Regions from separate parts of the Homo sapiens genome. Here region 1 is linked to region 2. The links are chromatin contacts, found by Hi-C or POLR2A ChIA-PET in ENCODE. All regions are on one chromosome and are shown on one strand. Each heading gives the region's core, a stretch centred on a gene start or an enhancer-like site at or near the end of the contact. The rest is flanking DNA. Distances are from core to core; before and after follow the strand shown. Region 1 overlaps LMCD1 (LIM and cysteine rich domains 1). Region 2 overlaps LOC107986009 (a long non-coding RNA gene).

Region 1 (4,238 bases), core at 54-2,553, 38 kb before region 2:
CCAATACAATTCAAAAATATTTAGTCTCCCTCTTTTCCTCACATGTCCCATTGTGCGGGGATGGAGGGTAGGAAAGAAGACAAGTTGAGAATCAAGGGAAGAAAGGGGAAACTGTGAGGCTGCAGCAGGCACTGTGTAAGGTCTCAATCTCTTTATTTTTATTTTTTTAGATACACGGCTCTCACTCTCTCACCCAGGCTGGAGTGCCGTGGCAGGATCATAGCTCACTGCAGCCACAAACTCCCGGGTTCAAACCATCCTCCCGCCTCAACCTCCCAAGTAATAAACCTCTTTAACTCTTGGTAACAACCAGTGAGAGAGGTTGGGGTTGTGATACCCATTTCGCAGATGAGGACCCTGGGGCGCAGTGAGGTTACCCCACGTGCTGATGAGAGCGGGGCTTCGGTTCAATCCCCAGTCCTTCTGCTTCACCGGCAGAGTGAAGTCTGAAGCCGTGTTGGGGTGGGGCCTCGGCAGGGTGGGTCCGACCATGCCAGGGGATATATATGTGAGTGTTTAGGTTCTCCAGGGTGGGCAGCCGTGTATGGGGTAGCTTGCAGCTCAGCCCACTGAGCATTTGGGAGCCTCTTATCTGCGTACTGAGAACAATGAAAGGATTCCCATGTCCACCCCCAGTTCCACCCACTGTGGGTTCTTGTGGGCCTTTTGAGTATCAGAGATCTCCGTGGCCAGGGAGCTGCCGACTCCAGCAACCTGGACCCATTCACACCAGGCTGGTGGGAGCCCCTCGCGCACTCTCCAAGCCCTGCGCTCCCCACCTGGATGGAACTGATGGGCCCCTGAGCTGGGTGGGCAATGATCTTCATGTTCTGACTCTTAGCAGCTCCACCAAGCCATTGCCTTGCGTTTAGAGAGCTCGCTGAATATTTTCTCAGAAATTAAATACACAGATTTCCCGGGTATGGTCATTTTGCCCAGGAATTTCCGCCTTTCTCCACACCCCGAACTTGTAACTGAAGAAAGGGGAAAGAAAGCCAGAGCATAGCCTTTAATGTGATCTCTACTCTTTAGCATTTACCATTCCTGCCGGGCGCCTCCCCGTCTTGCCCCTTCCCCAACCACTCCTTCCTCAGGCCAAGTGACTGCCCCAAAAGAGCAAACTTAAGAGGAGGACAGCCCATTGAGAGAAGTGAAGATGTTCCCCACAGTCATAAAAACGCGTGAATATGGTCCGAAATCATCCTCCAGGATCCTGGGAGCACAGTCTGACCCCTCTGCCCCATTTCCCCACAAGAATGCTGAGAGGGGGACGGGAGGCCTCCGTCCCCTCCCTCCCCCCCGCCAAAGGTCTGCTTTTCAGATGGAAACTTACAGCAGCTGGCGGCTCAGCCCAACTCCAGCCCCAATAGAAGGACATATTTGTGGGCAAGGGACTTCCAAGTCTTTGTCTAAGCAGATGTTTGGCTTGTGGGCTCGGCAGGCAGGCTGGCTGGCTTTCCTGCCAGCCCCACTTGGGAATTTGAAACTGCCACTCCTCCCCACTTAGTGAGCCCCATCTGAGCTGGAGGACAGGAGGGTAAGAGGCCCAGAGACAAGCCTGGGGTCATTCACCCAGAGGAATCCCTGCTCCCCACAGTCCCGCCACCCCTGGCTCAGGCACCATGGGCAGGAGCCTGGGGGCAGCCGCAAAATCACTATGGTTACCAGCTTCTCGGCATCTGCCTGCCTCTTGCTTTGCAGTGGAGATACTTTAGTGACTTTCAGGGAGATCTTTTTTTTTGTTCCAAAGAAACTTCCCTTTCTCCCACTTTTTATACTATACTATAAATACTTTTCCATGTTGCCACATGGCCTTCAACGAGCTTTTTTTTTTTTTTTTTTTTTTTTGAGTGGGCTGCATATTATTCCATTGATTAAAACAGGGATTGGTAAACTTTTTCTGTACAGGGCATATAGTGAATATTGAAGGTTTTTCAGGCCACATGGTCTCTGTCACGACTAATTAACACAGCTCTTGAAGCACTAAAGCCGCCATAGGCAATATCTAAACAGATGACCCTGGCTGTGTTCCAATCAAACTGTATTTACATAAACAGGCGGTGGGCTAGATTTGGCCCACAGATGGATGCAGTTTGCTGACCCCTGAACTGGAAGAATCATAAAGAATAGTTTTAGCTTTTTATTAATCTCTTTGGTTTTACTCAATTTTGTTTTGCTAATATGAGCTAAATGATGACGATGATGATGATGCTGTCATCTCCCATTCATTGACTACCTAGGTTATGCCAGGCACTGTGCCAGATATTTTGCATGTTATTTTACTTAATCCTAAGAATTATCCTACAAAGTATATCATCCTCCTTTTTACAAACAAGGGAATTAAAAGACACTCTTAGCAAAGTTAAACAGTGTTTTCAAACTTCAGGTCACAATCCGTCAGTGGGTAATACATCAATTTAGTGGACTACAACCAGAATTTTTTTTAACTGAAAAGGGAAGAGTGTTTCAGGAGTAGTAAATATTTTTCCAGGAAGCTTTTTTTTTTCAGGAGTGTGTGTGTGTATGTGTGTGTGTGTTGGATCAGGACGTGTAATGTATTTGCTACTGTGGATTACAGACAAAAACAAAAATTTCAAAAAACAAAGCTGAGGAAATTGTCTAGTCACCTAGATGGTGAGTAGTTAATCCAGAACTAGGATCCAGACCTGCCTCACTCCAAACCTGACACAGACTCTAATTAACAGGTGTTCCCATCTCTGGAGCACCCACGCAGTTCTAAGCCCCGGGCAAAGCCGTTGCAATTGGAATGAACACATCTGAGACTCCGTCCCTGCTCAGCTGTGGACCAAGCAGCATCCTTTTGCAAGGAGCCAGTCCTTGGGCCCATGCTTGTCAGAGCTGGATTTGAGAACAACCCACACTGATGTTCTCTTACACGTGTAGCATTTATGAAGCCTTTCCATCTCCCTCACTTCATCACATAACCAGGGAGGGAGATTCAGTTAGAAATGTTTAATATTTTGCCTTGCTTGGCAGAGAGCCCCATAATGGATAATCTGCCCCAAGAAGAAATGTAAGGTGAAGGGGTCAGTTAACAGTAGTGACCACCAACACCAGGCTAAGGCATTTCGTATGAGCCAGGGCCTGCCACGATGTGCTACAGATGAGAAAACTGAGGTTCAGAGGGTTGGATGATTTTTCCAAGAGCTTCACCAGTGATGAAGCCATGGCATGAACCATGTTCCAAAGCACATGACCCAAACCGTTGCCTACCCACCCTGCCCATTCTGCACCATAGGGAGCCTTGGGAAGACTATACAGTGTGGGGAAACAGAACTCAAGAGAGCTAAAGATGCCAGAAATGATGTTAGACTACAGAAGAAAGAAACACACACATAAAAACCTCTGGGATACATGAGGCTGCAAAGCAAAGATGGTAAATAGTCACCATAAGAGGAAATGGAGAGATGCTGTTTATAAACAAATTGTTGAGTATTTGTGTTGGAAAGAACCCAGTGCCTGAATTCAAGGCCCTTGTGTTAATATTTACTGTATTGTAGTAGTGAGATTTCCACGAGGCACTCTGGGTTTAGACTGGATAGGCCTTTGGATAAGAGCCTTTTGGAGGAAAACAACACAATTCAGACAGAACTTCTGGCAAACCCGAGACAGAGATTATTGCTGATTTAGAGCCTTCTCATATCTGCTGATCCCTCTCTGAAGGCCAACACAGTTCAGTCCTTCGAGACAGTTCTTCAGCTGAGTAACCCTTGGCCATTGTCCCGAGTCTGCTGTTGCCTAAAACACTTTGTGTCTTGGTTACTCCTATTTCAGAAACCTTAATAATTCTGCATGTACACATTTGATGTTTCTGTCACCTAGGGCTGCATATCAAAGCATCCCAAGGCATATGGCTGAAACCAACATGTATTTTGCTCACAAATCACCATTTTGGCAGGGTTCAGTGAGGACAGCTTGTCTCTGTCCATTCGGTGTCACTTGGAGGAGCTTGCAGGCCAGAGACTGGAATCACCTGAAGCTCGTTCACTCATGTGCTTGAGCTAGAGGCTGGGAAGACACACACAGCAGGGACCCTCCATTGACCTCCTTGACCTCCGAGGTCTCTCCACGTGGTTGCCCTCAGATGGAAGCTTCAGGATACCAAGACTTCTTTCCTGTCAGCTGAGGGCTCCCAAGGTGTGTGTACTGAGAGAGAGAGCCCAGGGGAAAACACTGCCTTTATTACTACCCTGGGAGCTGCATAGCATCACTTCATC
Region 2 (3,783 bases), core at 205-2,704:
TGTTACTAACCCCATTTTGTGAGGAAACTGAGGCACAACAGGCATAAAGAAGGTCTCCAACCGTATGAAAGATGAAATTCAAATCCCAGGACCATGAATGGAATTCACTATTAGGTAATTTAAATACGCACATGTATACATAGGTAAAACCACACACTGCAATTAGTTTAGGCAACCATAAAGTTAGAGAGCACTGTCCCCAAGACCATCTTCATTTCTCACGCCAATTGTATACTCAGAGGGATTCCCAAAACCCTCAGCTTCAATAATTTTCTTAAAAAAACTCACTAAAAGCGATTATACTTGCAGTTCAGTTTATATTACAGTGAAAGAATACAGATTAAAATCAGCCAAGAGAATAAGCTGATAGAACAGAGTGTAGGAGAAGTGCCAAAGGCAGGGCTGTCATTGTCCTCTTCCCAGGGAGTCATGGACATGTTAGTCTCCTGGTACCCATATGTGACAATATACACAGAGCACTGCTTAACAGGGAAGGTTGTCTGAGCCTTGGTATTCACAGTATTTATTGAGGTTTCATTACATAGGTGTAATTGATTGATTGGTGGATTGATTGCCCACATGGTTGATCTAGTCTCCGAGTCAACTGATACTGCATGATCCAAAGCCCCCACCCTCAATCACACTGTTGGTCTTGCTGGTGTGGTCAGCCCCACCTGAAATCACGTTACTATCTGGCAAGCTTGGGGCCCTAGACAAACAAAGATCACCTCCTAGGAGTTGAGGGCAAAACCAGACCTTCTTGTAGGCAAGGTTAAACTCTTTACTGGATGCACACATATACAGCTGCACTTGTATTTACACAAACAATACAAAGTGTATACAAATACAGAGAAAAAAGACTGGAATAAAACAGTTAACATTCAGAATTGATTGAAATGGAACTTAAATAATTTACTCTACGTATTCTTCCTTTATTTATTTATTTATTTATTTATTTAAAGACAGGGACTCACCTGTCACCCAGGCCGGAGTGCAGTGGTGTGATCACAGCTCACTGCAACCTTGACTTCCTGGTCCCAAGCAATTCTCCCACCTCAGTCTCCCAAGTAGCTGGGACCACAGGTGCACACCACCACACCCAGCTAATTTTTGTATTTTTTGTTGAGATGGGGTCTCCCCATGTTGCCCAGGCTGATCTCAAACTCCCGAGCTCAAGCAATCCTCCTAGCTCAGCCTCCCAAGGTGCTGGCATTACAGGCATGAGCCACTGCACCCAGCCATATTTCTCTATTTTTCAAATTCTTTCCAGTGAGAATATATTTGCATATATTGCTTGTGAAAATAGTTATCTTTAAGACTTTAGGGAATAAAGAAGAAAGAGAAAAGAGATTCTACTGTGGCCACCAGGCCAGCAGACATGGTGCCAGGTCTGAATTTCCATGTCATTCTATAAATAGTATAAAATCTGCTGACTTAACTTGGTGTGGAATGGCATGAGCTGGCCATATCGCAGGAATTCACAGTTGGGAAATCCTAGTGAAATGGCACAAAGTTGGGATTCAGGAGGAAGGGGAGTAAAGGAGACCAATCCAGGAGAGAAATGATCATCAGACAAGGATCAGGTTGACCTGTGGTGAGCTGGCATCTAAGGCTGGCCTGAGTCCTGCCAGAGGAGAAGGGGGGACAGTGGCTGGGATGGAGAACACGGAACTCAGGTCTTGGCATTGAAAATGGGGAATGGGAGGTGAAGGTCAGAGGCGCAGAAGGAATATTCCCCACCCTGAGCCTCCTCCAGCCTGAACCCCGGCCAGTAGCCCAGAGGTGAGTGGCAAAGCCACGTGTCCATCCTGTGTGTTGCTGCATGGCACTGTTCCCTCCTCTGGTGCTAGCCACTCAAAAGCACTTCCAGCTCGGTACCCCGGGAGCTCCCTGCTTCATGCCACAACTCACTGCACAGAGCAAGGCAGGCCTCGGCCCACCTGTCGCTGCTTGTCAGGAAACACTGCTGGGCCTCTGGTCTATGGGCCCCAGCTGTCCCAAAGGCAAGGCCTGGAGGCTTTTACTTTTGAAATGCAGCTGCATTTTCCTCTCTACAAAGACTTCCTAACAAAACCTAACAGCAAAGAAAAGCAAACTTACAAAATGTCACCTGCTTGAGAAACACAAATTGGGAATCATTTTGAAAGCATAATTCAAGCACCATATGGAACCTAAATTATTCACATTCTCCAGCATTTTTTCCTTTTTAAAAGAGTCACAGCTTTTTCAAAAGAGCTCATAGTACTGTTAGAGGCAGGGCAGTGAAGTAACAAATGCAACAGTCTACTGTGTACTGGGTACTGCGTTCAGTCCGTTAATCCTCACAGTGATTCTGCAAAATACTACTCCTATTTCACAGATGAGAAAAACTAAGGCCCCGAGAGGCTAAGAAGCTCAAGGCCACACAGCCAGTGACAGGAAGGACCACTGTGCAAACCCCAGACTATCTGATGTTAGAGTCTAGGGTCTCTCCAGATGGTACTGAGAGCTCCCAGCCCTCAGATGGCCTGGTTAAATCTACCTATCACACTGACCTATGGTCACTTGGTGCCCATCAGGCATCATCTCCAAATTCCACACACCTTGAATCCCAAAATGAGCTGGACTGACTTTAAAGTCATCTCTTCAGGGGAACACATTTTCTAAACCAAAGAGCAAGCCCAGGGTCCAACAGACGAACGTTATTCTCCTTCAGGTATAAAAGTCAGTCTGGGAAGTTGACATTTGGATACCAAAGTGTGGTCATTCCAGGGATAGCTCAATGGTTTTTGAAGGCCATGGGGCAGAGCAGCAGGTCTTGGGACAACCCAGCAACTCCATGCTCCCACAGCACCCTGTGTGCCCCTCCAGCCTGCCCCTTACCACAGGCATGGAGGCTAGTGATTGCCATGTGTCTCTCCCGCTGGTCTGTGACATGGAGGACAAGCCAGTGTCTCAGTCGTCTCTGCACCCGGCACCCGGAGTAATATGGTTTGGCTGTGTCCCCATCCAAATCTCATCTTGAATTGTAGCACCTATAATTCCCACTTGTTGTGGGAGGGACCGGGTGGGAGATAATTGAATCATGGGGCTTGTTTCCCCCATACTGTTCTCGTGGTAGTGAATAAGTCTCGTGAGATTTGATGGTTTTATAAGGGCCTTCCCTTTTGCTTGGCTCTCAATCTCTCTTGTCTGCCACCATGTAAGACGTGTCTTCTGCCTTCCACCATGATTGTGAGGCCTCCCCAGCCAGGTGGAACTGTGAGTCCATTAAACTTCTTTTTCTTTATAAATTACCCAGTCTTGGATATGTCTTTATCAGCAGTGTGAGAACAGACTAATACACAGGGCAATGGTGAACACAGAGACCATGCTCAGAGCAAAAAAACTTTTCAATGGAAGGAGGGGAAGGGAAGGAAGGCAGAGAAAGAAGGAAAAGAGGAAGGAAAATAAAGCAGATAAATGTGAGACCTATTGTCCCTCTAGTTATGAACCCACTGAGTTCAGCCTCTGGAAAAGCTTCCACAGGGGAGCTGACCTGCACGAGGCTGGAGGCTCCCCTTTCCTTGCACCTGTCACTCAGGATGCAGCCCTTCCTTGTGACCTCAGCCAGAAGCCCAGAGTCTCCATCACCTGCTAATCAGCCCCAGGGACCCTGTACAAGCAGATGCCCCACTGAACGCCACTGCCTCATGGCTTGCCTCCCTTCTGGCTTCCAGGGCAGCCTGGAGATTGCTAACCTTCTATACAGTGGGCAGCGATCACTAGGAGGTAGCACAGGCTAGCTGTGCACAGGGCATAGGT

The links. A loop is a pair of places that touch in the nucleus more often than their neighbours do. ChIA-PET counts read pairs that join two places held with the same protein, here RNA polymerase II (POLR2A). Pooled maps may share reads with other maps.
Region 1: a map of aorta shows a loop between it and region 2 (5-fold over the local background). The contact joins two enhancer-like sites. A Hi-C loop is called at or near these places in 2 of 168 maps with a recorded cell type or tissue (aorta and ascending aorta) and 1 of 50 pooled maps. POLR2A ChIA-PET finds 5 or more read pairs at or near these places in 2 of 52 experiments (BJ and naive thymus-derived CD4-positive, alpha-beta T cell).

The regions. Positions count from the first base shown.
Region 1 is chr3:8,553,893-8,558,130 of GRCh38, forward strand. All of the region lies in intron 4 of LMCD1 (LIM and cysteine rich domains 1), which reads left to right. Among named protein-coding and RNA genes, the nearest start is that of LINC00312, 16 kb to the right of the region's middle. Within about 2 kb of position 1,304, at least 11 of the 41 ENCODE cell types and tissues checked have a DNase peak (open chromatin) inside an H3K27ac peak, as active enhancers do; they include ascending aorta, where a contact is called at or near this core.
Region 2 is chr3:8,591,739-8,595,521 of GRCh38, forward strand. The region is part of intron 4 of LOC107986009 (a long non-coding RNA gene); the gene reads right to left. Among named protein-coding and RNA genes, the nearest start is that of LINC00312, 22 kb to the left of the region's middle. Within about 2 kb of position 1,455, at least 6 of the 41 ENCODE cell types and tissues checked have a DNase peak (open chromatin) inside an H3K27ac peak, as active enhancers do; they include ascending aorta, where a contact is called at or near this core.